2 separate regions of the Homo sapiens genome follow, and region 1 is linked to region 2. Evidence: read pairs that join two places in POLR2A ChIA-PET (ENCODE). Cell type or tissue: endothelial cell of umbilical vein. All regions are shown on one strand. Each heading gives the region's core, and the rest is flanking DNA. Links, peaks and the distances in the headings are about the cores only. Region 1 overlaps RFX3 (regulatory factor X3). Region 2 overlaps LOC124902110 (a long non-coding RNA gene).

Region 1 (16,754 bases), core at 5,566-8,065, 57 kb after region 2:
TTTGAAGGTATGACTTCTCATGAAGATTTCTTTGGCAAAAGGTAGAAGACATATAGGCAAAGCATTTAAGGAAATCTTTTAAATGATCATTGGTTGACTACTACATTTTACTGGTCCAGGTATGACTTCTTGGAAGCCAGGCTTACAAATAAAAACAAGATCCTAAAAAAAAAAAAAAAAAAAGTTCTAGCAGAGAACTCGGTGGCCACACACTACGGGGAATACAGGATCTGTAAAATTCGTTCATGAAAGTACTAAAGAATCAGCATCAAGAAAAACAACACACTGATGATTAAAAAATTTAGGGGAATAATGTGGAGCAATCTGATATGAGATTTGTTAAAATATATTACCTAAAATGTTCAGTTTTAACAAAAATTGAGAAATGCAAAGAAACAGGAAATAAAACACACAGAGACAAATAATAAAAAACGAACAAAAAAAGTCCCTGTGGGAGCCTAGATTTTAGACTTTGTAGTCTTTAAGTTAGCTATTACAAATACATTCAAAGAACTAAATGAAACCATGTCTAAAGAATTAAAGGGAAGCATCAGAATGGTGTTTCACCAGAGAAAGAGTATCAATAAAGATAGAAATTATTAAAAAACAAGGAAGTTCTGGAGCTTAAAAGTATAATAACTGAAATGAAAAATTCACTAGAGGAGCTCAACAACAGATATAAATTGGCAAATGAAGGAATCTTTTAACTCGAAGTTAGGTCAATAGAGATTGTTCAATGTGAGGATCAGAAAGAAAAATGAACAGAGTCTCAAAAGACTTATGTGACTCCATTAAATGTTGTGCCAACATGGACATTATAGGATTCCCAGAAGATGAGAATGAGGCAGAAAGAATATTTAAAAAAAAATGGCAGAAAACTTTCCAAACTTGCTGAAAAATATTACTCTGTGCTACACATCCAAGAAGCTCACTGTAATCCAAGTTGAATAAGCCCAAAGTGATCCATACCTAGACCCATCATAGTTGAATTTAAAGAAAAATCTTGAAAGTAGCAGGAGAAAAATGACTTGTTACAAGGAATCCTCAATAGGCTTAATAGCTGACTTACGAGAAACCCTGGAGGCTAGAAGACATTTTCAACATTGAAAGTAAAAGACTGTCAACCAGTAATTCTCTATTTAGCTAAACTTTTCTTCAAAACTGAAAGTGAAATTAAGACGTTTCCAAATAGATAAAAACTGAAAGGATTCTCACGAACTCTAAGAAATGTTAAAGGGAGTCTTTCAGGTTGAAATGAAAGGACACTTAATGGTAAATTTTAATCCGTGTGAAGAAATAAAGAGGAATGGTTAAAGGTAACTACAGGCATTATGAAAGACATGTACAAATAGATTGAATAATAGATTGAAGTTTTTGTTAGGGATAGGCTCTAAATCCATGTCTTTTGTATAGTATAAATTGTGATTCTGTATTGGAATTATACTTTGCTGTCTGGAGAAGTGTTTATAAAAGTAATGAAAATTTTGGTTTCAGGTAAAACAAAAATTAGAACAAAAATTATACTGAAAATAATTATTACATAAATTTTGAATGATAACTATGAGCTAGTGACATATATGTATTACATCATTTTCTCATTACAATATCTCACTAGGGTGTGTTATCTAGATTTTATAGATGGGGAAAATTGAATTAAGAAAGAAAGTGACTTGCCCAAGGTCATTTAAGTAGTAAGTGGTGGAGCTAGGATTTGAGCTGTGGTCTGTTTAACACTAAAGCCCAAGCTTTTAAATACTGCTTTACACCTTAATATCCGGTGCTTTAATATTCTTGGCCTTCTTTCAAAAACTTCCCTCTTCCTGTCAATTCCAATAAATGCGTTTTTGTTTGTAACATTTTTTTCTCCAGTTATTTAAAACACAACTGAATAAAGCAATTCTTATAAAGTTGTATTGATGGGCTTATGATACATAAAAGATGGATTCCTTCATAGTTTTACAGATATGGTTCTCTTCTGGAATTTATAATACAACATGAATGCATCACTACCTTATAAGGCAGAGATAAGGTGCTGTTTGTCTGTGCCTCTAGTTTCTAAAATTGACTTGGTTTAATGGCATCATCTTAATGGTGATTGCTGTCACTGAGCTACTTCATCTCTTCCCCTGTTTTCAAGCAGTCCATAAATACTAAACTTTGCATCAATGCTGATAAACTAGCTACCTTCCAGTGCCCTATATTTGATGATCCTCTCTTGGCACTTAATAAGTTCAGCTTATAGATGATGTTTATGATTATATTCTGTGGGCAGCAAGCCATCCAGATGCCGAGGCAAGAGACCAGGGGCACGAGTTGTTCCAGTGTAATAAAGAACATAAAACAACAAGAGTTATACTAGATCTACATAGACATGATTATATATGAATATCATATGAATTATATGTATATATTATATATATTATATATGAGTATCATTAATCATTTGTAGCAATTACTCTTTATGCCAATATTATAATAATACTCGCTCTATAATCATAACCTAGGAAAAACTAGGCCATACAGAGATAGGAGCTGAGGGGACATAGTGAGAAGTGACCAGAAGACAAGAGTGTGAGCCGTCTGTCATGCCTGGACAGGGCCACCAGAGAGCTCCTTGGTCTAGCGGTAACGCCAGCGTCTGGGAAGATGCCTGTTGCCAAGCAGACTGTGGTCTAGTGGTAGCGTCAGTGCGAAGGGAAAACACCTACTACTTAGCAGACTGGGAAGGGGAGTCTCCCTTTCCCCAGGGGAGTTTAGAGAAGACACTCTACTCCACCTCTTGTGGAGGGCCTGACATCAGTCAAGCCTGCCCACAGTTATCTGGAGGCCTGACTGTCTCCCTGTGATGCTGTGCTTCAGTGGTCACCCTCCTAGTCCACTTTCATGTTCCATCCTGTACACCTGGCTCTGCCTTTTAGGCAGCAGTAGCAAAATTAGTGAAAGTACTAAAAGTCTCTGATATGCAGAAACAATATTGTAATATTATGCAGAAATAATAGCGTATGCTATTGCATACGCTGTATATGCGATATGCAGAAATAGTAGCATAAGCTGTCCTCTCTCTCTCCCTCTCTCTCTGTCTGCCTTGGCTGCCAGGCAGGGAAGGGCCCCCTGTCTAGTGGACATGTGACTCATGTGACCTTGTCAATCATTGGAGATGACTCACACTCCTTACCCTTCCCCTTTTGCCTTGTTTCCAATAAATAACAGCACAGCCTGGCATTCGGGGCCACTACCGGTCTCTGCGTCTTGGTGGTTGCGGTCCCCCGGGCCCAGCTGTCTTTTCTTTTATCTCTTTGTCTTGTGTCTTTATTTCTACAATCTCTCGTCTCTGCACACGGGGAGAAAAACCCACTGACCCTGTGGGGCTGGACCCTACAGTGTTCAAGATGAAGATATAATGCTTATAAGCATCCATTTATAACTGTTTATAGTTGGCAACCTACCTTCCTTCCTTCCTTCCTTTTTCTTTTTCTTTCTTTTTTTTTTTTTGGAGACAGGGTCTTGCTCTGTTGCCCAGGCTGTTAGTGCAGTGGCACAATTATAGCTCACTGCAGCCTAGATCACCTGGGCTCAAGCAATCTTCCTGCCTCAGCCTCCCGAGTAGCTAGGACTATAGGCATGTGTCACCACACCCAGCTAATTTTTTACTTTTTGTGGAGATGGGATCTTCCTGTGTTGCCCAGGCTGGTCTTCAACTCTTGGTTGCCTCAAGTGATTCTCCTTCCTTGGCCTCCCAAAGTGCGGAGATTACAGGCATGAGCCACCATACCTGGCTGCTAGTTTGGTCATTTTCTGTTTCACAGACATTTAGATTGATTAGGGTTCTAATGGTGTATTGTTGCAAACCTGTCTTTGATTCTTTTAAAGATTATACTGCAATATTTTGTGGTTTGGGCAAATAAGCACTGTTTCTGGAGACAAATCTGTATTCAGAGTCTTGGCTGCCACTTGTTGGCTGACTTACTTTTAGATATGTTTCTTCTGAGTCAGTAATCTCATCTATAAATTGGAGACAGTGATACTAAACCTTTTAACTTTAATTTTAAAAGCGTCATTGATATTATGAGCTTCTATGAGTTTGTGTTTCGGGGAAGTCTTATAACCAATGAGACAATCACGGAATTTCCTTCTTGCAAATGGTGTAGGTAAAGGAACTTTGAAACTTCAGTGGTACTTTCATAGTCTGTATTTGACAAGGGATCTTTTCTGATGAGATTGGTTCTTGTAGTTTGACTGTTAATAGAAAAAGTTAAAACAGTAGGTCATAAAAAGTGCTGCATACTTCTCACTAACATTTTAACTTGAAATGTGCAAAATGTATAAATAGACTGTTTTTGTGACTAGGACCAAGGGCCTTTTTTTCAATATAGGCTTGCTGATTGGAACTGCAAGTCTTATATAAATCTACATCTATAACAAGTCATATCCAGTTTATGCTTTATTTCTTTAATATAGATTAAAAAATTGAGACACTTGCAGAGCAGTGGTTCTCAAAGTGTGGTTCCCAGCCCAGCAGCCTCAGCATCATGGGAATTTCATAGCATGCAAATTCTTTGGTTTTACTCCAGACCTACTGAATCAGAAACTATGGAAGGTGGGGCTCAGTATTCTATGCTTGGCTTCCATGCTACATTTTCAGAAACATTATATTCTATATTTTATTATTTTTCCCAGGTTTAAAAATATTTCTCTTATCTTTGCCTATTTCAACAGCAGTATTTTGCAGTGACTTGCCTTTATCAAGTCTTTTCAATGCGTTTGACTTAGTTTTTAAAGATACAAGACCTTTTATTTTTGCTTTTATGGTTTATGTGATATTTAATTAAATTAGCTAATTACAATAACAATAAAACTCCCCTGTTGAGGTTTTGGAACAAATATTGTTCTGAGTGAATATACAGCTCAGCAGTTGGGAGCAGAAGTGTTGAGGGGCATGCTAGAGAGACTCCTGCAGGCTGTGAGTTTTCAGTATTCTGTGGGCATCTGTCAGTATGGTTAAAGAGGAAATGAACAATGTGGGTTTACATAGCAAGCTGGGTAAGTGAAGCTTGATCAAGAGAGCTTCTCATGTGTATTATTCTATGTAGGCTTATATATTTCTTGGATCCATTTATCTTTATAACCCCTAATTCAGTACGCATGTTTTAGACTTTTGTTAGTCTGTAGGTAGTCTTCTTGGCTAGACCCCAGAGTTAGAAATATGTTTTTAGTGATTTTCAGATCTCTCAGTTCAGTATTGTGGAGAAATAAGAGAACCCAGTAGTTCATATGAAAAATATGTGCCTGTTATTATGACACCAAAGGGGAAACTCTGTAGCAGCTAATACTTGAAGTAGAAAACAGATGGAAATCTTCTTCTCTAGCCTAAGACTGCAGCTTTTGCCCTGGCTTATAGTGCCTACTTTGATTTGGGAAATCCAATTATGTGTGGAGATAATTCCACAGGTGAAGTGTTTGCCTACCATTGAGATTCTTAAGGGATATATAAGTCGATCCAGACTCTGGCATGCTGAATCGAAACTGTTGCTCCTCAGCAACATTCTAGATGGAGTTTTGATTGAGCTATTTTTTAATGAGTGTTTTAATTATTACTATATTTTTAACCACATTGCTAATCTCACAAAAGGAAAGGGCCTGAATAGCCTGTCTAAGTCAACTCTGGATCATCTCGTTACTGCAGTAGTTGGATCATAATACTGCTGTGCAACATTAATAGAAAACTACATAATGTACAGAAAATAACTATTGCATAGGAACATCAGGATACTATAGCAGTTGTCCAATAAAACAGCAGTATTGGTCCCCCTGAAGTTGTTCAGATAGGGATTTGATAAGCCTAGTATTCATTCTTCACTGACACAGTAACTCAATCATTTCACTGACAAAATAATGGTTGCTACATATCTGATTTAACAAAGAAATGAATGTTGCTTAAATCCTTACGATAGATTGAAGTTTTTGTTAGGGATAGGCTCTAAATCCGTATCTTTTGTATAGTATAAATTGTGATTCTGTATTGGAATTATACTTTGCTGTCTGGAGAAGTGTTTATAAAAGTAATGAAAATTTTGGTTTCAGGTAAAACAAAAATTAGAACAAAAATTATACTGAAAATAATTATTACATAAATTTTGAATGATAACTATGAGCTAGTGACATATATGTATTACATCATTTTCTCATTACAGTATCTCACTAGGGTGTGTTATCTAGATTTTATAGATGGGGAAAATTGAATTAAGAAAGAAAGTGACTTGCCCAAGGTCATTTAAGTAGTAAGTGGTGGAGCTAGGATTTGAGCTGTGGTCTGTTTAACACTAAAGCCCAAGCTTTTAAATACTGCTTTACACCTTAATATCCGGTGCTTTAATATTCTTGGCCTTCTTTCAAAAACTTCCCTCTTCCTGTCAATTCCAGAGATAACATTCAATAACTTGACAACAGTGACCTTTCTAAACAAATACAGTGCGTTACAGAACCAGATGGCCTAAGATTATATTTTATTTTTCTGGCTCAAAATAAATTGCCTGCCCTAAGACTGATAAAGTCCAAAAAAAGACCCTTCTGTGTCCCAGGACCTCATCAGGCCACATGGCCAGCCAGTGCTGTTTATCATAAGTCAGCCACGAGTAGAAAACCTATGTCTTTATACTATAATTTAGATTAGGACCTAATGAAGGGGCAAGAAGCTGGTTTACTAAATAAGATCATTCAGTAATCGCAGTGCATTTGGTAGAAAGATTCTGAAGAAGTGAAGACAGAATTCTAGGCAGTACTGCTGTCTGTTCTATAAATTGGATGTAAGGAGAAGGCTGATTTATAATTCAACAAACTCCCAAATTAGGCATCCCTTTTTCCCCCTTGCTGGGATTTAAGGAGGATTTTTTCTAATAACTAGCCACCTTATTCTTGATCATTCAAAATCTGGGTGAGAATTTTCTTAAAAGTCTTAGACAGATATATTTTAAACGTAATTCTATATTGGGAACATAAGTGATTATGCCACACATAGGCATAAACAATGCTTTCATGAGTTCAATTATACTTAATGAATTTCACACTTAGAGAGACAAGTTTAAGCAGGGTAGGCATAGAAATGTTTCAAAGATATGTTGAAGCCAAACTTGTAATTGACAGTCAGATATAGTGACAAAAGAAACACTAGACTTGGAATTAGGAGACCTCTGTTTGAGACTTGGCTTTACCATTACTCTGTAAGGATCCTTGAGCAAGTGATTTAAATTCTCCAAGACTCAGTTATTTGTAAAATGATGCCAGAATGATATTACTTGCCTTATTTTATTGCAGGGTTGTTCTGAGGACAAAGTTAGGGAACAGGTGACAAAGGTACAGTGATGTACAAATGGATGCTGTTATTATGGCAGCATCTAATATATATAAGGGTAAATGTCCTGAGCTGTGAGTGGGACAGATTTGCCTTTAGAATTGCTCTGCTGTTTAGTAATTTGGTGCTTTGGGCCAAAGCACCACAATCTTTTTGAATTTCAGTACTCTCATCTGTATAAAATAATCAACATCACAGATTTGTGAGAATTACATTAATGTAGATACTATATTTAAATTTTTGTAAAATAGTGATGGGGTAGGAGTTATTATCTTGAACAGATTTCAGAAAGTTAGAAAAGAAATAGCCAGAGATTTTTTATCTGTTCCCAAACATCTTAATAAGATAAATTACTCATAGAATGTTAGAATGCTAGAAGAGCCCTGTGAAGGTCATCTATCTTATCCTGCTCATTTAAAGACAAGGATCACCTCCTAATACTTTTGTCAGTTGTACTCTGTTTATATGCATAGATGATAACATCTCACCAGCATCATCAATTGTAAAGGATAGCAACTGTCTCTCAATCACAATAGATACAGATTTCTGAAAATGTAAAGCCATGTCAGAGAAGAACTCTGGAGCTAGTATCGGGCTGTGAAAAGAATTTGGGCTTTGGCCCGGTGCGGTGGCTCACTGCCTGTAATCCCAGCACTCTGGGAGGCCGAGGCGGGCGGATCACGAGGTCAGGAGATCGAGACCATCCTTGCTAACATGGTGAAACCCCGTCTCTACTAAAAAAAAAAAAGAAAAAAAGAAAAAATTAGCCGGGTGTGGTGGTGGGCACCTGTAGTCCCAGCTACTCGGGAGGCTAAGGCAGGAGAATGGCGTGAACCCGGTAGGCGGAGCTTGTAGTGAGTCAAGATCGCACCACTGCACTCCAGCCTGGGCGACAGAGTGAGACTCCGTCTCAAAAAAAAAAAAAAGGAAAAAGAAAAAAAGAAAAGAATCTGGGCTTTGTTGTGAAAAGTTGAGATGGAATCTTGCCCTGTCAGTTACTAGTTTGTGACAGTGAAATATTTACTTAGTATTTTGTGGCCACATAGCTATGCTGTTTTTTTGTTGTTGTTTTAACCTACCATTGTTGTTTTAACTTACCACATAGGCTATGTCTGTGTCTATACTTAAACCTGACTGGCTCTTCATTTTTACATATCATTCTTTGGATCTGAGATGTGTTTGATTTTTATGCTATTTATACTAATGGTTCTTGACCTTCTCTTTCTTGTCTCTAACACATTTGAGACTTGGGATTACAATAGTGATCCTTGAATATTGCAGGGGTGCTTGTGGCAAATCAGCATCTTGGAGTTGTCGGTTAGGTGTACTTCGAAAAGGCTTCCTTTTTAAGGCTGGTTTAGGGACTTACACATGAGCTATAATTTTTTTTTTTTTTTTTGAGACGGAGTCACGCTCTGTCACCCAGGCTGGAGTGCAGTGGCGCGATCTCAGCTCACTGCAACATGATCTATAATTTTTAAAACTATAATTATTTTGGGTCATATGTCCTGTTTTTCTTTCATTGTTGATTTTGTACGGTTGAATTTATATTGGTGTCTAAAAAATTATTTGAAAGCTAACTGGACAGTATTTTAATGTGAAATTGTAAAATAGTTTTAAGTGTATTCCCATGAGAAGAGCTGTTCCAAAGAAAATAATAGGAAAATAATATTTTATCATTGACCCAGTAAAAACAAGTGCAAAACAAATTTATGTTCACAATCAAGAATAATGACCTTTCTGCACTTTTTAGAACCCAGTATTGAGAGATTTCGTAGTTTATATATTGACTTTATCTTTGACTTATTGAAAATATTGTTTTCATCCTTATTGGGTGTCCTGGAAAAATACCCAAGTTGATCCTTAAATTTGAAAAAAGAAAATTCAGAACGAAGTATTTCTAGATTCTAATGGTACTAGACTAGAAAATAGAAGATTGGTAGGTAAAGAAAATAATGTATATGAAATAGTATATGAACACAGAAGCATAACGTATTTGTGTTCCTACATTGAACACAAATTCAGTATGCATTTTCTGTCTTTTTGCAGCAGTTCAACTTTGGACATGTATTTCTTTCTTTCTCTTTTTGTTAAATAAATGAACAGAATTTATCCCTTGATCATCTGTAACATAGTTTCATTGTAACCAATAGTCTGGGCTTTCACTTGAATGTTTTTTTAATGAATTTATCTGGAGATGCTTTGCATTTTTCTAAATTTTGGCTACACTAATTAGAGAGTGGGTATTACGAAAAACTGACAGGCAGTTTTAAAAAATATTAAATGAATTGGTTTTGAAAAGGGATACAACTATGTAGTTTTACATTTTTCAACTTGTTTTTACATTGCCCTTTAGAATGTTTAATATTTTGTAATGAAAGTATGCGGTTTTTCTTCTTTTTTTTCTTTTTTCTTTTTTTTTTTTTTTTCAAAAGGAAAACAATCGGGTAAAAATCTGAGAAATATTTTCAGTTGTCCAAGGCTAATGTTGACTTAAATAGGTCTAGGTCTTCATGGTTGACAGCTGCAGATAATTAGCTTTTTCTTTCTTAACAAAGAAAGCAAATGGAGCTGCAAGACATTCATTGCCTTTTCTGTCATCAAAATAATAATGTATGTATTTAACTCCTGCAGTTCCTTAAATTGATTTAGTGCTAAGCTGCCTACATTACATATAATAGGAATGACAAGTGAAAGCTGCAGCACATATTTGCGTGGCAAAAGGGAGCAGTGATTGACAGCAAAGTTTCTCTCTACAAGAAATAGCAGTGTTGTGGAGCTCAAAAAGGGCCAGATACATAATTCTTAAAATTGTAGAGCAGATTCATGAAATGAATTTTAAAAAGTGATTGCCACTTGGTGTACTTGAGTGTCTTTGTGTTTTTGGCTCTGGGTGAGGGGCACAGATGGACAGAATCTCACCTGACTGCCAAATATCAATAAATTCCTTTTAAGTATGTTAGTATTTGTTATTTAAGAATGATACTTACAAATTTTAGATCAAATTGTGTCTCTGTACTCAGTAACTGAGTCCTTTAGCTGTAACAATTCACTGTATTTGAAGAAGCCGAGTAATACATCTATTCAAATAAAGATTTTGAAGGCCCTAAATTGAGTTATCTTTCATGGAAAATACCCATTTTCACATGTCTGTAAAACTTGAGGCATCGTTTCTGGAAAGGTAATCACATAGGATTGGTAGTTTCTTTTGGTCAGACAGTGGTTAAATGCGATCATCTTTCAGAAGTACTCAAAAAATATTCTGGCTTTCTTTTGTTCCCATGACACATACCCAGAAGCCATGGTTGCAAGGACACTTGGTGATTGCTGCTGCATGATGCTCTGTGATGAGCCTAGAGTGCTGGGCTTCATATTATACCATGGAAATGTTTCTTATTTTGTTGACAACTCTGTGTCTGTGGGAGGCGGGGAGGGGAAGCCCTATGTGTGCTTGTACACTGGCAGCCTCTACTGGCCATTGCAAAGAGCAGCATTGTCCTCTGTTCTTTCCATTCCAGGTTGCATATGCTTTTACTTGGGTTTAGCTCTTTCTTCTTTGGTCCTCACCCTCTTTGTTGTCCTCTTTTGAAGACTAGTTATTCTGTTGGATGTCTTGATTTATAATTAATAAAGAGCTACTAGTCCAGTATTTTCATTAATAAATTAATATCATAAGTGAATGGAATTCTTCAGGACCTTAGAAGAAGTTATGAATATAACCTTTCCTTGAGAAATAATTTTCATGTAAGAGGGAAGATAGATTTATCTTTATGTAGGTTTTAAAATACTTTCTCAGTTGCAAGCCTTAATGTATGATATAGAGATTAGTCTTTTACTTATGACTGACAAAAAACCCTGATGCCTTGAAAGAAAGCCTTGGCTCAGTGATAGACTTAATTACACACACACACACGTACATACACACACACATATATATATTTGTGTGTGTGTATATATATGTATATATATGTATGTATGTACATATATATGTATATATAATATATATTGTATATACATATATACATTATATATGTATATACACATACATTATATATGTATATACATATATACATTATATACGTATATACATATATATTATGTATATACATATATACTTACATATATGTATGTATATACATATATACTTACATATATGTATGTATATACATATATACTTATATATATGTATGTATATACATATATATATATATATATAATTCTTTAGATTTAGGTATATCAGCTTTCTCTTAGAGGTTTCCAGGAAGTAGGCATAAACTCTTATTGGGCTTTATGCATATGAATACCTCCGGGGGTTGGATAGAGGGTGGTGTCTAAGCTTTAAGTCTAGACAGAAAATGATAAGTATTTGTAAATAAAAGATCCAAGGATGGTAGTAAACTGGATTATTCTGTTTCAGGGATAGAAACTTATAAAATGTTTGATCTAATATCTTTGACTTCGGGCAATAATTTGACCACAGTAGATGATTTCTCCAATAAAATAGACTCATTTCTTGACATTTACATTTTATCAGTGGCTCTACTTACTAATCACCTAGTTATCTTTGAATCTCTTGGTATTTTCAAATAAGACATCTAATTGAATCTTTTTATACAAAGTCTCCTATCCAATGGCTTCCATTCCTACTGCTACCACCAATTCCTAGATTATTACAGTAACTTTAGGTTAGTGCAAAAGTAATTGGCAAAAGCCACAATTACTTTTGTGCCAACCTATACTAATAGATTTCATTTTTTCCATGTTCTTCATCTTTTAATTCAGCCCGTACAACCTAGCCATATGCATTTGACTAAAACATTGCTTTTATTGCATCACATTTTTTTCTTTTAATAATTTATTATTTGCTTGAGAAAATGAAAAGTACTAAAGGATATAGCCAGTAGAGCAAGACAAGGAGCATGGAGCTAGGAATAGGAAGATGTGGGATTTTTGCTTTGATTTTGGCTATATGACCTTAAGCATATATGTATACCTTCCTGAGTCTCTGTTTTTCTATTATTTAAAATTATTTGTTGCCAAGATTGGTTAAAATAATGTTATATGAAATTGCCATGAGTTCTTTAGAACTCTATTTTCCTGCTACAGAGTAAAAAGACAAAATTTCTTAGTCTGGAATTTCTTTTCAAACTGCTCATTTCTGTACTATGCATGGCATAAATAGGTACTTAATGAATGCTGTTTGAATAAATTCTGTACTTCCAATCTTGTATTTCTCTCTTATTTTCCAACTCAAATATGTTGTCTCTACTCTGACCACTGAAAATGTTGTTCATATGGTCACAGCTACATCATTCTCCTGTTCTTTGCCCTGCTAAGAATGCTGTCCTTCACTTTTTTTTCAAATCCTGATTTTTAGGAATAGTCAAGTTCCCCTATCTCCTTTGAGTCCACTTTTGCTTTTTCTTTTTTTCACCATAGCAATACTTACTATCTTTACCACTCACTGCTCTATTTTGAGATATATAGTATCTTGTATTATTAATAAAAATGCCCTGTTTGCATACCTTCTCTTCTTTGTATACTGTAAACTCCTGTATAATAGGAATAATAGCTTTGATTTTTGTAGTTACTCTTTAAGGATATTTTCATTGAACTTGTAATATATCCAGATTAACATATGGGCCAAGTGCAGCGGCTCACGCTTGTAATCTCAGTACTTTGGGAGGCTGAGGCAGGTGGATCACCTAAGGTCGGGAGTTCAAGACCAGGCTGGCTAAAATGGTGAGACCCTGTCTCTACTAAAAATACAAAAAAAAAAAAAAAAAGTTACCTGGGCATGGTGGTGCATGCCTGTAATCCCAGCTACTAAGGAGGCTGAGGTAGGAGAATCACTTGAACTCAGGAGGTGGAGGTTGTGGTGAGCTGAGATCATGCTACTGCATTCCAGCCTGGGAAACAGAGTGAGACTCTGTTTCAAAAAAAGAAAAAAAGCAAAACAGGTTAACATATAAGAAATGGTTTATATTTGCCACGAGATATTAGAACAAGGATTGGCAGGTTGTTAGAAGTGAGATACTAAGATGCTGTCAGACTACTGATACTCTTGATTTATAGGGGTAAAGAGTTCAGATTGCAAGGGTTTGGGGAAGGTTCCCCTCTGGAAAAGAATGACCTGCATATTGTTATGAGTTAGTGATTCTTCTATTTTAATAAAGCACCCCTTTAACATATAGATACCTTAATTAGGAACAGGTCCTTATATATCAATATTGTTTGCTTGTGAATATAAATTAAGTGGTAAAAGGCATAGAAGTCATAGGGGTGAGAGAGACACTTACCTTTCCACCGATAACTTTTGAATTTTTTTTTTTTAAGTATTTACATGTTTATGTGTTCAAATCTAACAAATTGGAACTGTTTCTTGGATGGGTAAGTTATCAAACATTCCCACCAGTATAAAAGTCTTCAACATATATTTCATTGCTTTTATTTGTTAAATCAGCTTTATTGGGATATAATTTACTTACTGTGTAATTCACCAATTTTAAGTGTACAATTTGATGAGTTTTGGCAGATGTATACAATTGTGTTCCACCATTACAACCAAATATGGATCATTTCCATCACCCCCACAAGTTTGTTCCTGCCCTTTTGTAGTCAATCCTTTACCCCATCTCATTGCTCCTGGCAACCGCAGATCTACTTTATAGTACTACAATTTTGCTGTTTCTAGAATTTTATATAAATGGAATCACGCAGTATGTAGTTTTTGCACCTGGCCTCTTTTAGATTTTAGCTGTATATGTATCAGCAGTTTGTTCCTTTTTATTGCTGAGTGGTAGTTTACTGTGTGGCTATACCGCAATTTGGTTGTTCTGATAACTATTTGATGGAATTTTTCTTTTTCAGGGTTTAGCTATTATGAATAAAACAGTTATACAAACACAGTGTTATGCAATATAAGTGTTTTTATGGACATATGTTTTTATTTTACTCGGATAAATGTGTACAAAGCGATTGCTGAGTCATATGATAAGGGTATGTTTTAACTTTTCGAAGTAACTGCCAAACTGTTTTCCAAAGTGGCTGTACCATTTTGCATTCCTGGCAGTTGCTCTACATCCTTGTCAACACTTGGTATTAACAGTTCTTTTTATTTTAGCTATCATTCTAATGAAGGTGTAATGGTAACTCATTACAGTTACATTACTTTGTATTTCCCTAAAATGATTAATTTTTTGAACATTTTTTCATGTAGTTTTTGGTCATTTGCATATATTCTTGTGTAAAGTGTCCAAACCATTTCCCTATTTTTTATTTTCATTTTTATTTATGAAGGCAGGAGTGCAGTGGCATGATCACAGCTCCCTGCAGCCTTGACTTCCCAGGCCCAAACAATCCTCCCACCTCACCCTCTGAGGAGCTGGGACCGTAGGCGTGTACCTCCATGCCTGGCTAATTTTTTTTAACTTTTTGTAGATACTGGGGTCTCCCTATGTCGCCCAGGCTGGTCTTGAACTCCTAGGCTCAAACGATCCTCCTGCCATGGCCTCCCAAAGTGTTGGGATTATAAGCATGAGCCCCAGTGCCCAGCCCCTAGTTTTAAAAAAAACAGTTCTTTGTTTCCTTCTTATTGAGTTCTGTATATATATTTACATATTCTGGATAGAAGTCCTTTATCAGAGATATGTTTTCCAATTTTTTTTTTTCCAAGTCTGTGGGCTTGTGCTTTCATTTTCTTAAGTGTGCCTTTTCAAAGAATAAGTCTTTAATTTTGATGAAGCCCAATTTATTGATTTTTTTCCTTTGTGCTTTTTGTGGAGTGCTAAAGATTTTTATCTAAACGAATATCATTTAGATTGCCTTGTATGTTCTTCTAGTAGCTTATAATCTCATTTTTAGGCTTATGATACCCTTTGAGTTAATTATTGTATATGATATGAGGTGTTGTATCTTTCCAGATGGGTATGTGATTGTTCCAGTTCCATTTGTTGAAAAAGACAATAATTTTTCCATTTAATTACCTTAGCGTTTTCATTGAAAAATCAGTTGACCATATATATGTGTGGGTTTATTCCCATTCCATTTTTTAATTACTGTCTTTATGACAATACCCTATTTTCTTGATTATTGTAGCTCAAAGTCTTACAGTTAAGTAATATATAATCCCTCCCACTTTCTCTTGTGTTTCAAAAGTGTTTTGGTTACCTTATGTCCTCTACATTTTCATATACATTTTTAAAAGCCTACTGGGATTTTGATTGGAATTGCATTGACTCTGTAGATCTGTTTCAAGAAAATTAATATATTAAACAATATTGGGTGTTATGATCCACGAACATGATATGTCTCTTTCTTTACTTAAGTCTTTAATTTCCCTTACCAGTGTCTTGCAGTTTTTAGTGGATAATTCTTGCATATATTTTTTGTTAACTTTATTCCCATTATATATTTAATACTATTATAAGTGACATCACATGCTATTGTAATGCTAGCAATGCAATATTAGCAATGCTAGTATTTAAATACAATATGACTAGTATTGAAGTATGGTACACTTTTTCTATTTTGACCTTGTAACACTGTAATGTTACTAAATGCACTGTTTCTAATAGCTTTATTTAATTTTTGGTAAACTCTTAAAAATGTTCTGCATAGACAATCATGTTGTTTGCAAATAAAGGCAGTTTTTACTACTTCTTTTCTAATTTGTGTGCCTTTCATTAATCTTTCTTACCTTATTGCATTGGTTAGGACCTACAGCGTTGAGTAAAAATGGGGAGGGAGGATATCCTTGCCCTCTTATATTAGAAAGAAAATATTCAGTCCTTCCCTATTAAGTATAATGTTAGCTATAGTTTCTTTCTGGATGCCTTTTATTAGGCTGAGGAAATTCTCTTCAATTGCCAGTTTGCTGAGGGTTATTTATGAGTGAATGTTAAATTGAGATGACCTTATACTTTTTCTTTTAGTCTGTTAATCTGGTGAAATATCCTGATTGATATTCTAATGATAAAGCAACCTTGAATTCTGGAATAAATCCCATTTTGTCATTATCTGTTTATATGTATGTTGCTGGGTTTGATAGGATTTTGTTACAGATATTTTGTTATTTGTCTTCCTAAGGGATATTGGCCTGTAGTTAAATTTTCTTGTAGTATGCTTGTCACTTTTTTCTTTTTTAAACAGGGTAACACTGGTCTCATAAAATGAGTTGGGGAATGTTCCGTCTTTTATTTTCAGGAGGAGTAAACCCCAACTTAATTATGAATCGGAAAACACAAAAGTTCACTTGTGGCACTCAAACAACTTATTTCTTGTGACTGAAATAAGAAATATCTTAATATGTATTAAAGGGTGTGTTCTCCCTTTCAGATGTTCTCCAAATGATTATTTGTATGTAAAAACAAAAAGTAAAACAGAAAATAAAATAGCTTATTTAGGT
Region 2 (15,617 bases), core at 12,621-15,120:
TATATGAACTTTTATAATCCAAGAAGAAGATGACAAACAAAAAAAAAAAAAAAGGAGGGGGTAAAACATGAACAGATATCTCACAAAAGAAGAAATGGGACAAGTCAATAACACAGGAAATGCAGCTTAACATTACTAGTCATTAGGGAAATACAAATTAAAACCACAATGAAAGTTGGCAAGGATGTGGAGCAATTAGGACTCTCACACATTTCTGGGAGGAATACAAAATGATAAAGGCACTAGGAAAGCATTTTGGCAATTTCTTAAACATACACTTGGTATATGACCCAGTAATTTCACTCCTAGGCGTCTGTAAAAGTGAAATGAAAACATCTATCTCCAGGCACACTTATACATGAATTGTGGCAGCATTATTGTGGCAAGAACACTTATATATAATGATGGTAGCAATATTCATAATAACAAATATCTGAAACAAACTCTGGTATATCCATACAATGGAATACTAATCAGCAATAAAAGCAAATGAATTATTGATATACACAACAATATGGGTGAATGTCAGAAACATTCTGCCACAGCACCCACCCCCCAGCAAAATTTAAATATTGTATGTTCCATTTATGTAGCATTCTAGTTAAAGGAATAATATAGTGGCAGCTTATCAAAGTTTTCCTGGGGATGGGGTGAGGTAATTGGTAAGAGAGAGTTGACTACAAAAGCACAAGGAAGATTTTGATGTTGATAGAAATGTCCAATATCTGATTGCGGTGGTGGTCAAATGACTGCATACTTTGCTAACATTTATCTAATTGTATACTTAATAGGAGTGAATTTATTATATGTGAATTATATTTTAATAAAGGATTAAGAACTCTTTTATATCCCCAGGATGGCACAACAATACTGATTATCATAAATGTACTATTCCAATACCTTTGTTAGCTGAAAAAATTGGTTAGAAGCAGAAATTAAAAACCACAGTATGTATTGGAATAGATTTCAAAATCTCTTCCTAATAAAGCTGTTCTTGATTATCAGTATTACTTATAGCCTGAAAGTAAATTGGGTGAGAGATATCATAGGTCTGTAGTTTTCTGTGTTCTTCCTTCTGAACTTACTTCAAGTGGATAAATGGATTCCTTATTTAATGCCTCATTTCTTTAGAGAATTTTAATGCATTAATATCCTCCAAGTAGATCCGATGGCCTTTCTGAAACCTTTTATGTGGCCAGATGGGAAGGGAATAGAACAATATCCCAGGTCCAGTTTTTCCTCTTACTAAACACTAAAAAAAAAAAAAAAATCAAGACACCCTTAAAATCCCTTTTTCTCCAGTTTCTATAAGAGAGGGGTTAACAAAGCCCTGTAACACTCTTAAAGCTCTCCTGCTGCTAAGGGGAGTGCAACAGAGACTGTCACCATAAGGACTGATTCCTGACTGAGAGCTGAGTCTTTCTCAAGAGAAATCTGACAATTAAGTGCAGAAGTTGTCCTTGGATTGCACCAAAGATTATCCCAGCTGGGGTTCTGAGAAGGACTCTGGCAGAATATGGCCAAGGGAAGGCCCTTTGTGGCACAGATCGAAAACACCTTGCCCTATGGGGCTGATCACAGTCAGATAACTAGGAAGAGACTGCCTTTTAGATTTACAGAGAGCCTCCACAAGAGGGTCTCCAGAGTAAAGTCTTCTTTAAAAATTAATTTTAGAAAGAAACACATTATCAGTATTTCAAAAGACAAAGCAACTTAGGCAAAATTTAGACTAAAATAAGAAAGAAAATAAGATTACAGTTATATAGAAATCTTTACCAAATTTTTTCATGTAAGCTATTTTCCCTGGTACACTGTGTGGAACTGTCCCAAATTCAAGATTCTCTTGTTTAGACTACAGCTTTAAAAAATATGTTTGTCACCACCAGGCCTGCCCTAAAAGAGCTCCTGAAGGAAGCACTAAACATGGAAAGGAACAACCGGTACCAGCCACTGCAAAAACATGCCAAATTGTAAAGACCATCGAAGCTAGAAAGAAACTGCATCAACTAATGGGCAAAATAACCAGCTAACATCATAATGACAGGATCAAATTCACAAATAACAATATTAACCTTAAATGTAAATGGGCTAAATGCTCCAATTAAAAGACACAGACTGGCAAATTGGATAAAGAGTCAAGACCCATCAGTGTGCTATATTCAGGAAACCCATCTCATGTGCAGAGACACACATAGGCTCAAAATAAAGGGATGGAGGAAGATCTACCAAGCAAATGGAACACAAAAAAAGCAGGGGTTGCAATCCTAGTCTCTGATAAAACAGACTTTAAAGAAACAAAGATCAAAAGAGACAAGGCCATTACAAAATGGTAAAGGGAACAATTCAACAAGAGCTAACTATCCTAAATATATATGCACCCAATACAGGAGCACCCAGATTCATAAAGCAAGTCTGTAGAGACCTACAAAGAGACTTAGACTCCCACACAATAATAATGGGAGACTTTAACACCCCACTGTCAACATTAGACAGATCAACGAGACAGAAAGTTAACAAGGATATCCAAGAATTGAACTCAGCTCTCTGCACCAAGCAGACCTAATAGACATCTACAGAACTCTCCACCCCAAATCAACAGAATATACATTCTTCTCAGCACCACACATCAAACTTATTCCAAAACTGACCACATAGTTGGAAGTAAAGCACTCCTTAGCAAATGTAAAAGAACAGAAATTATAACAAACTGTCTCTCAGACCACAGTGCAATCAAACTAGAACTCAGGATTGAGAAACTCACTCAAAATCGCTCAACTACATGGAAACTGAACAACCTGCTCCTGAATGACTACTGGATACATAACGAAATGAAGGCAGAAATAAAGATGTTCTTTGAAACCAACGAGAACAAAGACACAACATACCAGAATCTCTGGGACACATTCAAAGCAGTGTAGAGAGGGAAATGTATAGCACTAAATGCCCACAAGAGAAAGCAGGAAAGATCTAAAATTGATACCCTAACATCACAATTAAAAGAACTAGAGAAGCAAGAGCAAACACATTCAAAAGCTAGCAGAAGGCAAGAAATAACTAAGATCAGAGCAGAACTGAAGGAAATAGAGACACAAAAAAAACCCTTCAAAAAATCAATGAATCCAGGAGCTGGTGTTTTGAAAAGATCAACAAAATTGATAGAGCACTAGCAAGACTAATAAAGAAGAAAAGAGAGAAGAATCAAATAGATGCAATAAAAAATGATAAACGGGACATCACCACCAATCCCACAGAAATACAAACTACCATCAGAGAATATTATAAACACCTCTATGCAAATAAACTAGAAAATCTAGAAGAAATGGATAAATTCCTGGAAACATACACCCTCCCAAGACTAAACCAGGAAGAAGTTGAATCTCTGAATAGACCAAAAACAGGTTCTGAAATTGAGGCAATAATTAATAGCTTACCAACCAAAAAAAGTCCAGGATCAGATGGATTCACACCTGAATTCTACCAGAGGTACAAGAAGGAGCTGGTACCATTCCTTCTGAAACTATTCCAATCAATAGAAAAAGAGGGAATCCTCCCTAACTCATTTTATGAGGCCAGCATCATCCTGATTCCAAAGCCTGGCAGAGACACAACAAAAAAAGAGAATTTTAGACCAATATCCCTGATGAACACTGATGCAAAAATCCTCAATAAAATACTGGCAAACCAAATACAGCAGCACATCAAAAAGCTTATCCACCATGATCAAGTGGGCTTCATCCCTGGGATGCAAGGCTGGTTCAACATAAACAAATCAATAAACGTAATCCAGCATATAAACAGAACCAAAGACAAAAATGACATGATTGTCTCAATAGATGCAAAAAAGGCCTTTGACAAAATTCAACAGCACTTCATGCTAAAAACTCTCAATAAATTAGGTATTGATGGGACGTATCTCAAAATAATAAGAGCTATCTATGACAAACCCACAGCCAGTATCATACTGAATGGGCAAAAACTGGAAGCATTCCCTTTGAAAACTGGCACAAGACAGGGATGCCCTCTCTCACCACTCCTATTCAACATAGTGTTGGAAGTTCTGGCCAGGGCAATCGGCCAGGAGAAAGAAATAAAGGGTATTCAATTAGGAAAAGAGGAAGTCAAATTGTCCCTGTTTGCAGATGATATGATTGTATATCTAGAAAACCCCATAGTCTCAGCCCAAAATCTCCTTAAGCTGATAGGCAACTTCAGCAAAGTCTCAGGATACAAAACCAATGTGCAAAAATCACAAGCATTCTTATACACCAATAACAGACAAACAGAGAGCCAAATCATGAGTGAACTCCCATTCACAATTGCTTCAAAGAGAATAAAATACCTAGGAATCCAACTTACAGGGGACGTGAAGGACCTCTTCAAGGAGAACTACAAACCACTGCTCAATGAAATAAAAGAGGATACAAACAAATGGAAGAACATTCCATGCTCATGGGTAGGAAGAATCAATATCGTGAAAATGGCCATACTGCCCAAGGTAATTTATAGATTCAATGCCATCCCCATCAAGCTACCAATGGCTTTCTTCAAAGAATTCGATAAAACTACTTTAAAGTTCATATGGAACCAAAAAAGAGCCCACATTGCCAAGTCAATCCTAAGCCAAAAGAACAAAGCTGGAGGCATCACGCTGACTTCAAACTATACTACAAGGCTACAGTAACCAAAACAGCATGGTACTGGTACCAAAACAGAGATATAGACCAATGGAACAGAACAGAGCCCTCAGAAATAATGCCGCATATCTACAACCATCTGATCTTTGACAAACCTGACAAAAACAAGCAATGGGGAAAGGATTCCCTATTTAATAAATGGTGCTGGGAAAACTGGCTAGCCATATGTAGAAAGCTGAAACTGGATCCCTTCCTTATATCTTGTACAAAAATTAATTCAAGATGGATTAAAGACTTAAATGTTAGACCTAAAACCATAAAAACCCTAGAAGAAAACCTAGGCAATACCATTCAGGACATAGGCATGGGCAAGGACTTCATGTCTAAAACACCAAAAGCAATGGCAACAAAAGCCAAAATTGACAAATGGGATCTAATTAAACTAAAAGGCTTCTGCACAGCAAAAGAAACTACCATCAGAGTGAACAGGCAACCTACAAAATGGGAGAAAATTTTTGCAATCTATCCATCTGACAAAGGGCTAATATCCAGAAGCTACAATGAACTCCAACAAATTTACAAGAAAAAAACCAACCATCCCATCAAAAAGTGGGCAAAGGATATGAACAGACATTTCTCAAAAGAAGACATTTACACAGCCAAAAGACACATGAAAAAATGCTCATCATCACTGGTCATCAGAGAAATGCAAATCAAAACCACAATGAGATACCATCTCACACCAGTTAGAATGGCAATCATTAAAAAGTCAGGAAACAACAGGTGCTGGAGAGGATGTGGAGAAATAGGAACACTTTTACACTGCTGGTGGGACTGTAAACTAGTGCAACCATTGTGGAAGTCAGTGTGGCGATTCCTCAGGGATCTAGAACTAGAAATACCATTTGACCCAGCCATCCCATTACTGGGTATATACCCAAAGGATTATAAATCATGCTGCTATAAAGACACATGCACAAGTATGTTTATTGCGGCACTATTCACAATAGCAAAGACTTGGAACCAACCCAAATGTCCAACAATGATAGACTGGATTAAGAAAATGTGGCACATATACACCATGGAATACTATGCAGCCATAAAAAAGGATGAGTTCATGTCCTTTGTAGGGACATGGATGAAGCTGGAAACCATCATTCTCAGCAAACTATCACAGGGACAAAAAACCAAACACTGCATGTTCTCACTCATAGGTGGGAATTGAACAATGAGAACACATGGACACAGGAAGGGGAACATCACACACTGGGGACTGTTGTGGGGTGGGGGGAGGGGAAGGGATAGCATTAGGAGATATACCTAATGTTAAATGACGAGTTAATGGGTGCAGCACACCAACATGGCACATGTATACATATGTAACAAACCTGCACATTGTTCACATGTACCCTAAAACTTAAAGTATAATTTAAAAAAAGTAAAAAAAAAAAAAACAAAAAAATTATGTTTCTTAGATGCAAAAGGGTTGGGTGTAGGATTAGAGACAAGAGGCAGGTAGTTCAACATAGCAGTTAAGAAGGCAGACTCCGTAGTCATAGTCTGTTAGTCTGGTTCAAGACCTAACTTCAGCAAAAATGAGGTGTGCTGTCTAGGGAAAATTACTTAATCTCTCTGTTTCCTTATAGGGGATAATAATGGTAATCTACATATAGAATTGCTACAGGATTAAGCAAAATAATACATACAAACTGAGAACAGTACCTAGTACATAGAAAATGTTTGTGTTAATTAGGATTAACTGTGAGACAGAAAACAAGATTGATGTTTCTTTTTCATGTAAACATAATGCAGACCAGTGTAGTAGCCTCACACTCATTATGGTCTTAGTCTCCTACTCTGTTGCTCCATGTGTGTGGCTTGGTGGCATCCTTCTTCTAAACAATGGGATAGAGAAGGGGATGAAAATTAGAGGGGGAAAGGGTGAAGGACTTAAGCAATCTGCCTTAAATTTTTTTTGAAGTGGCCCTGTGAACACTTAGTTGACAAGAGCTTAGTCATAAGACTCCATCTAACTTTAAGGGAAACCAGGAAAGGAAGTCTTCCGGCTCAGCCCAAAACATGAATAATTCTGTTTTCATAAAAGAAGGGGAGCAGGTAACTAATAATCTGTCAGAATGCTTCATAAATGTTGGTAATTATTGTTATTCTGTTACTTACATGGCTCCTAGATCAGTCTCCTGGTCTGATAGTTCTTAGCTCATGGGACTTCTTTTGTATGTGCCTCTCTACTTGAATCTGTCACTGAAATTTGCATATTTATAAAACTGCTTATTAAAAAAAAGTCTTATCTTTTCCCCTTCCTAATGTTCTGCTCAGAGTAAGTCCAATATTGTCCTTTTCTTATATTCATACCTATACTCATAATCTTGATATATTATTTTCTCATTTATCTTATGCCTTTCTTCCTCAACTAGTCTGTTATGCACTGAATTGTGTCCCATCCAAATTCATATGTTGAAGTCCTAACCAGTAGTGCCTCATATTGTATTTGGAGGTAGCATATTTAAAGAAATAATTTAGTTAAAATGAGGTCATTAGGGTGAGCCCTAATCCAATATGACTGATGTTCTTATAAGAAGATAAGATAGAACACAGACACACGGAGGAAAGACCATGTGGAGATACAAGGGGAAGATGGACATCTACAAGCCAGTGAGAAAGGCCTCAGAAGAGACCATCTCTTGGTGTCAAGCAGTGACACCTTGATCTCAGATTTCTAGTCTCTTGAAGTGTGAGAAAAATTTCTGTTGTTTAAGCTACTCAGTCTGTAGTGTTTTGTTATGGCAACTCAAGCAAAATTTTTCAGTCTGTGAGTTTATTTAGTGTTATCAAAGTCCCAACAAGAAACAGATGATACACTAGAAAGAGGGCAATTTGATGCGAATTTAAGTACAAAGGACCTATTTACCAAGATGTGGGTGTAGAGAAACTGAAAGAATGGTGCAGTAACCTAGAGAGCAGTGGAACTGTTACTACCCATAAGCCTAAAGAGGGGAAAGAGCCTTTATCAGAATTCTTAAGTCAATGGATATGGCTATCTTGAAGCAACTTTGCAAGGTAGGAGACAGGGTAATAAAAAACCTGACTTTACTCTCCTCTCTCCACGTCTCCAATCTCCTGCCAGTGCTGCCCACTGATGGAAACCAACTGGCAGCCAGAAAGCAATGATGTAGTCAGAATGCATGAAGGTCAGCTTTCTAGAAAGGTGGGTAAAAAAGAGTCAAGAGTGAATATGGAGACACAAATAGAAGATAATCTGGCACAACAAGGAAGTTCTTTTGTATCTTTCACTCTTCCTTGTTCCTTATCTCCACGTGTCCATAATAACTAGTATAGCAGAGATAGCCGGTCCTCAGTAAGTATTAGAAAATTGACCATGCTTGACATTTTCAAGTACTGTAAACATTTCCTCCACTGTATTTTTTAGAATATATCCTCTCTCACTATTCCTAGTTATAGCCTTAACCCAAGTCTTAACCATATCTTACCTCTAGGACTAGTGCTTCCCTGTTCCTTTTGGCTCATTCTACGCAAACGAAAAAACAAACAAAAACCAATCAACCCATGAGACCACAATACTTTAAAAAAAAAAGATCATAGTAATCATCTCGGTAGATTATGATAATGTTTCTTCCTTTTCTCACCTTTACATGGCTTCATTATAGTTGACATGAGATTAAGATTGTGGATATTCGAGGAACGTTCCTGTCAACTTCCTTTCCAAAAGTTATTACAACTTCCAGCCTGTCTTACCTGTTTCTGGCAGGTAAGCGTTATATCTTTTGAAGTCTACAATAAACTTTCAGAATTTTGTTTCTTTTCCAAAGATGATTGTCAAATACAGAGGTATGGCTTTTTCAAGAGATGCTAACAAGTTATGTTTTAATTGTACAACTAAGTTAACTTAAAAATAGTCTTATAGAAATTACTCTTATAATAGATACTTCCTTAATGTGCTCTCAGCAGTGAGAAGAACTTCCACCTAGATTAAGCTCCAGTGTAGATCCACTTATTATATACATCATTCAATTCTGCCACCTCTGCAGCTGGTTCCTTAGACGCTGATGGTTTCTGGCTTTTCCAGAAAGTCAGTTCTTTGTATTTCATTGTAGGGTCATTGAGACAGTACTGCCTCAAAAGAAAATGATATGGATATTTTATGCAATTTTACTTATTTCATTTAAGGAGGAATTTAATCTTAAACTTATCCACTTTCAAAATAGGCATGTTTAACCCTATAAAAAATCTTTGTCATACAGTTTTCTATAATCTTATTATTCACTTAACATTTCTTGTCTATTATCAATCTTCAAACAAATTAGTGTTTTTCCTCTAAAGGTTGTTACTTCTGGGTGAAAAATGATGTAACATTTAACAAGTAGTCTATAATTACTGTGTCACACATTTGAAGTTACAAGTAAGATAACCCTATAAAGCAAATCCAACTGTCTTTATTTTTTCATAATGAAGTATATCAATTTTTAATGAAGGTTGTAGTGCCAAATTAGGGTAATGAGTTCAAGTACACTTAAGTAATCACCCTTTTATTAGTTTTTTCTGATCTTTGTGAAACTAGCACAAAGTTCACTATAATGATCTCAGTGGATCTATTAACTAATCCCTCCCTTTATAGGAAGAAGGAAAAAAAAGCCTAAGAAACAAATTGTTTTAAATTCACTTTTGCCACTATTATTTCAGGGCCATTTTATCCATCAATCACTATGCTTAGGATTTATGCAGTTCTCAAGGTCTTTTGAAAATGTTGGGGATCTAAAAAAAAAAAGTTGACTTCAAAATATGAAAAGTGGCAAATAATAACTATGTAATTAATGTCTACAAAACATACCATTATTGTCATTTTTAAACTCAATTTTTAGTCATGTATATTTTATGTGATGTGGATGTATTTTAATGTGTTTAATATTATATGGGGTTGGAAGTCTTCAAACCAAGTCTTTAAAATGGCCTTAATCTTTAAATTTTTTTTGAGACAGGGTCTTACTCTTTTACCGGGACTGGAGTGCAGTGGTGTGACCATGGCTCTGCATCCTTGAACTCCTGAGCTCAAGTAATCCTCCTGCCTCAGCCTTCCAAGTAGCTGGGACTACAGGCACGCACCACCATGCCTAGCTAATTTATTTTTTCATTTTTTTGTAGAGACAGGGTGTCTTTCTTGCCCAGGCTTGGCCTCCCAAAGTGCTGAGACTAAAGGTGTAAGGCATGGCACCTGGCCCTTAATCTCTTTTATGACAGTAGTACCACATAACATTTCAAACAGTACTTGCGGGCAAGTGTTTTAAACACCCCACTGTAAAATGTGTATTTTTCTGTTCCCTGCCCTCAAAACAAAAATGTTAGTAAGCTAAAAAAAAATTTTTGGAAAAATATTGCACGCACGTAAATTCTCTCTTTCAAAACAAACAAGGCATCAAGAGGCAAATACATGTAATGTCAATCAGTAATCTTTATTTTTCTTCATTAGTGGTTGTGTCATATTGCTTAAAAAAATTTTTAAGGATGAAAAAAGTTCAGTCATATGCTGTAACAATTGATATACACATTCAAAAACAATTTAAATGAAGGTTTTACATATTATTGTGATATCAGTATGTGGGGCAGGTGACATATATGGCATGTTCCAGTGAGCAGATACTATTAGTATACTTCCAATAGGGAGAATGGCCCAACAGAACTTGGGAGATGTTTTCTCCAGACTACATATTACATTATAAGAAAAAAAAAAGGTAGAGGAAGGGAGGAAGGGAAGGGGAGGGAGGAAGTGGAGAGGGAGAGGGAGAGGAAGAGAGAGAGGCAGAGGGAGAGGGAAAGGTGGGGAGAGAGGGAGGGGGCAGAGAGAGAGGGAGAGAGAGGGAGAGGGAGAGAGAGGGAGGGGGAGAGAGAGAGAGAGAAAGAAAACAAGAATTTGGCAGTTAAAGAATTTGGATCAAATAAAATCATTTTTTATATATAATTGACAATAATTGAGAAAATACTTTCCAGCACATATTATTGACATGAACTGCTGATTCATTTATAATAATTAATCTTTAACAGTTAAAGTTCATTGTCTTGTAAAAATCTACTTGGGGTTCACAAAGGTCTTAAAAAACACTGGTAGAAATATTTATTAACATTATTAAGGTACTTACTCCACCAAAAATTTTTCTTAATTTCACTGAAGTACTATATAAACACATATATTTAATATTTTGAATCAATTCACCTGGTATTCCATCTCTTAAAATCCATTAAAATCAGAATTTTAGAATTGAGATCATTCAGGTCTTTTTATCCTTCACTTACAAACTTAGTTTTCTTCTACTTCCAAAAGGCTTGAGTCTGAAGTGTTACCTACCGAGCTTATTTGACTTTCTAAACCTAGTCATAGAGCTAGCACCAAAATCTCCCAAAACGCTCTTAAGTGTTACCTTAGAAGAAGGTTGTATGATCGCCACGTTTAAGATACTTGATTCCAATAGAAAAAATTTTTTCTGTATTCATCTAGAGTTCACTTTAAGCCCTCAAAAGAAATTTCTTGTTTCTAGATGCATTCAAAATTATAAAGCAGCAGAACTCATTTTTTGGAGCGGAAAATCAATGCTATCTATTGTATGTCACAATTACATATTTGAAAATTTGCCAAGAATTTTACTATTTATCCTTTCTCCCCAGGGTTGAACAAAAATATTATGGAAAACATGGGCTAATTAGTAGATTAAAATAGAGTAATAAAAATTCTATTAATGATTTATAGGGTTTGGGGGCAGGTATTACTGGCATACAATGCATATTAATTACAATTTTGAAAAATGTAAACATGTGCATAAAACAAGGTCTAGACTAGAACTCTCTAGTAGAACTTCTGAGATAACAGAAGTCTGTATTTGCACTGTCCAACTTAGTAGGCAGTAGCCACATGTGGCTATTGAACATTTAAAATGTAGCTAATGTGACAGTGGAAATGAATTTTGTTTTAATTAATAGATTTTAATAGCTATATGTCATTAGTGCAGCTGAGACAGTGCAGAACATTTTCACCATCCTACCATGTTCCCTCATAATCCTTTCCACTAAAATCCCAACCTACTGCCTCTGCCATAAGAAGATACTAAACACAGATTACTTTTTCCTGTTCTTAAATTTTATATAAATGGATTCATATGCTATGTACTCTGTGTCTGGCTTCTTTTGCCAAATGCAATGTTTTTGAGATTTGTCCGTGTTGTATCAGCAGTCCTTTCCTTTGACTTGCTCAATAATACTCCATCGTATGACTGTATCACAATTTGTTTTACTCTTTTACTTTTTAAAGACAAGGTCTTGCTCTCACCCAGGCTGAAGTACAGTGGTGTGATCACGGCTCACTGCAACCTTGAACTCCTGGATTCATGCAATTCTCTTGCCTCAGCCTCCCAAGTAGCTGGGACTCCAGGCATGTGCCAACATGCTCAGCTAAGTTTTAATTTTTTTTTGTAAAGACAGAGTCTCGCTATGTTGCTCAGGCTAGTCTCAAACTCCTGGCCTCCAGTGATCCTCATGGCTTGGCCTCCCAGAGTGTTGGGATTACAGGTGTTAAGTCATTGTGCTGGGCCCACAATTTGTCTTCCCATCCTCCTATTGATATACATTTGAATTGTTTCCAGACTATTTTTTTTTTTTTGAGACCGAGTTTTGCTCTTGTTGCCCAGGGTGGAGTGCAATGGTGCGATCTCGGCCCACCGCAACCTCTGCCTCCCAGGTTCAAGCGATTCTCCTGCCTCAGCTTCCCAAGTAGCTGGGATTACAGGTATGTGCCACCACACCCAGCTAATTTTGTATTTTTAGTAGAGATGGGGTAACTCCATGTTGGTCAGGCTGGTCTCGAACTCCCGATGTCAGGTGATCCACCCGCTCGGCCTCCCAAAGTGTTGAGATTAAAGGCGTGAGCCACCACGCCCGGCCCCAGACTTTTTTTTTTAAAGCTGCATGTGTACATCAAAAGGTAATTTGGTGTTAAGCAAAGGTAGTCAACTTATGATTCTATAATCATCTTTCTGTGCTGGAGTAAAAATGTAATTCCAAGACATACACATGCACACAAACGTGTGTACACATAGCCACACACACTCTTCAGAACTGCCGAGTAATCAGCTGGTTTGTATTACTTAAAGAAAACACAGAAAGACAAATCTACCAGAAAAAATTATTGCACTGTTTTCAAAACCAAATCATACTTTAGGTGGGGATAGGGAGGCTTGAGGGTGCTCCAGAGAATAGTGGCAAATTATGTTCAGTTTTGAATTACCTTGGCCCCTATCACTCTCTTATCATTTTTAAATAATTATCACATATCCACAGAATTTCAGATCTAGTAAAGGGAATTAGCAATCGAGTAATAAAATTATCCAGTATTCCACATAAGTGCTCAATAAATATTGGTACAAATGAAACCATTCATTTTATATAAGAGAACCCAAGACTCTACATCTCTCTCTCAATTGAAGAAAATAGGATATAATCAAATGAAAAAATTTAAAACAGGTGTGATTTCTCTCATAAAAAGATTCACCACAAATTCAACAATAAGGTGCCACAGCATACATTACTTTTCAAACTCTCATACTATTTTTCAGAAGCAAGCCTATCACATAGCACTATTTTATCTTTTCATATGCATCCTTTCTTTTTTAAAGTATAATAATGAAATAACTTATTAGTCCTTGAATATGGAGTAGATATGAATAGGCAAAAACACTCTAATAGATAATACAGAAATCTACCACTACGAATGTGTTAAAGTAACTTATGAAATACACAATCTATATATATCATCAGGGCTTCAGATTTTTCTTCAAGTAGTTCAGATACAAATGTGTTATTCCATGTCTCTTCCAATCATTCTGATCGGAGAGAAAAAAACAATCCAAGTTAAAACACAACATTCTAAATTAATAGATAATGTTGAACATTTTACATTCAGGAACTATGTCTGCCCAATTTTAGCTTGGTTATGTACCTTTTTTTATTGATCACACAGTGTGTTTTGCACTATAATAGGTGATAACTGTTAGAGTGGTCCAATACTGGGTCTTTTCTGTGACTTCTTAGCAAATAATTTATTTCTGAAACATACATGCAACATATGTGAAGATGCATCTATGCAGCTTTAAAAAATGGCTAAAAAAAATCCTACAAGCAATAACTATGGGTTAAAAGGTTTCTGGGTTCTTTTGTAACTAATTACAGTATTAAACAATACATGCATATAAAATCCGTATTTTCGATTCTATAGCTTGAACTGGTATCTTGGTCATCTGATTCAGTGTGGTGGTGTATTTGTACCTTTTCACACTGCTATAAAGAACTGCCGGAGACTGGGTAATTTATGAAGAAAAGAGGTTTAACTGACTCACAGTTCTGCAGGCTTAACAGGAAGCATGACTGGGAGGTCTCACGGAAACTTACCATTATGGCGGAAGGCGAAGGGTACAAGGACTTTCTTCACATTGTGGCAGGTGAGAGAGGGGTAGTGGTAAATATTTTTAAACAAGCAGATCTCGTGAGAAGTCACTCTTGAAACAGCACTAGTGGGATGGTGCTAAACCATCAGAAACTGCCCCCAGGATCCAATCATCTCCCACAGGGCCCCTCCTTCAACACTTTCGGATTACGATTTCACATGAGAGTTGGGTGGGGACACAAAGCCAAACCCTATCAGGCAGTAACACTAACATTTCAAATATTAACCTCAATATGGTTAGAATTGTATCATCATCAAGTATCCTAAAACATGGGAAAATATTCTAAATTCTAAATTTTCAAGAATTAACTTCAGGAAATTTATCTATTCCTAACTCTGGAAAAGACCAAATCTGTAAGGCAAAAAAAAAAAAAAAAAAAAAAAAAAAAAATTTAAGCAGCTTAAAACTGATTCTATAATGTCCTAGCACAAGGGTTGCACTTATTTTTTAATAGTCCCTCGAAGTACCTATTTATACTCTTGAGATACAGTTTTGCACAAGGTTCACTATGTGGTTTTCTTGCCTGCAGATTAAGAGCAATAAATTAAAAGGGCGGTAAGGATAATAGAACTATGTTCACTGACAAAAATAAAAAGCAACAGCTGACAATGAAAGACGGGACAGGCAAACTATAACAGACAATGGAATTTAAAAAAACAAAGCTATTCAGAGAGCCATGTAGTGTGAACATACAGCCCTACACACCATTATAGGAATGAGGACTTTATCAGTAAATATAATAAAGAGAATATTCATAACGACTACCAGTTTTCATAAAGCTGGAACGTATACCTCATTTCCCATCTGTATGTCAAATGGGACCCACACTGGTCACCACACAATCATTTGTCTGACTAGAAGCCCTTACTACCACAGTGGGTCAGGAAACCTTTTAGCTTTAGCACTAGGCTCACCACTGTTCACTACTGCAACACATTATTATTGTAAGAACATCTCTAACTCATGAGATTATCAAAGGCAACAATATTACTTTTAAAAACGTACCCAAAGTAGCTGGTTCCTAAAACAAGGTAACCTTGTATTCTATGGCACGCAGCCATAAACTAAAACCACCGACTTTTAGGACTCTCGGCCTGTTTTTCCTCAAATGCGAATATTACCTAACACTGGTGTTGTTGGGATTACATGAGATAATGTATGTAAAACACTTAGCACCAGTTCTGGGACACAGAATGAGCTCAGTATTATTTTAGCGCTGGTGAACGCATGCCGGCCCAAATCCCTTACTTGCAGGTGCAAAAATTAAGCCTCAAGAGGAGAACTGACTTCCTAAGGCTCTACTTCTACTATGTCATTGTCCTGGTTAAGCAGCTTAGCGGCAAATGTTGGGAGATTTTGGGTATTGGCAGGGCCTGGGGGCATGTGCCTGCTGGACTCGAGTCTGCAGAGAATTGGAGGAGTCTGTTTGAACCATGAGGCATTACAGGCTGTGCCTTATCAA

Evidence for each region. ChIA-PET counts read pairs that join two places held together with the same protein. Peaks named below come from ENCODE experiments on the same cell type or tissue, not always from the same donor. Only the 100,000 strongest peaks of a DNase experiment are listed, where the experiment ranks them.
Region 1: POLR2A ChIA-PET joins it to region 2 with 5 read pairs; 23 of 35 experiments call an interaction of 5 or more read pairs at or near these places.

The regions. Positions count from the first base shown.
Region 1 is chr9:3,461,839-3,478,592 of GRCh38, reverse strand. All of the region lies in intron 1 of RFX3 (regulatory factor X3), which reads left to right. Among named protein-coding and RNA genes, the nearest start is that of RFX3, 56 kb to the left of the region's middle. RefSeq lists enhancers at 51-100, 1-322, 2,842-2,991 and a silencer at 6,390-6,684. In endothelial cell of umbilical vein, for the core only: no CTCF peak of the experiment used is centred there; a DNase peak (open chromatin) is centred at 6,502; H3K27ac peaks cover 282 bases.
Region 2 is chr9:3,527,205-3,542,821 of GRCh38, reverse strand. The region is part of intron 1 of LOC124902110 (a long non-coding RNA gene); the gene reads right to left. Among named protein-coding and RNA genes, the nearest start is that of RFX3, 9.0 kb to the right of the region's middle. In endothelial cell of umbilical vein, for the core only: no CTCF peak of the experiment used is centred there; no DNase peak of the experiment used is centred there; H3K27ac peaks cover 320 bases.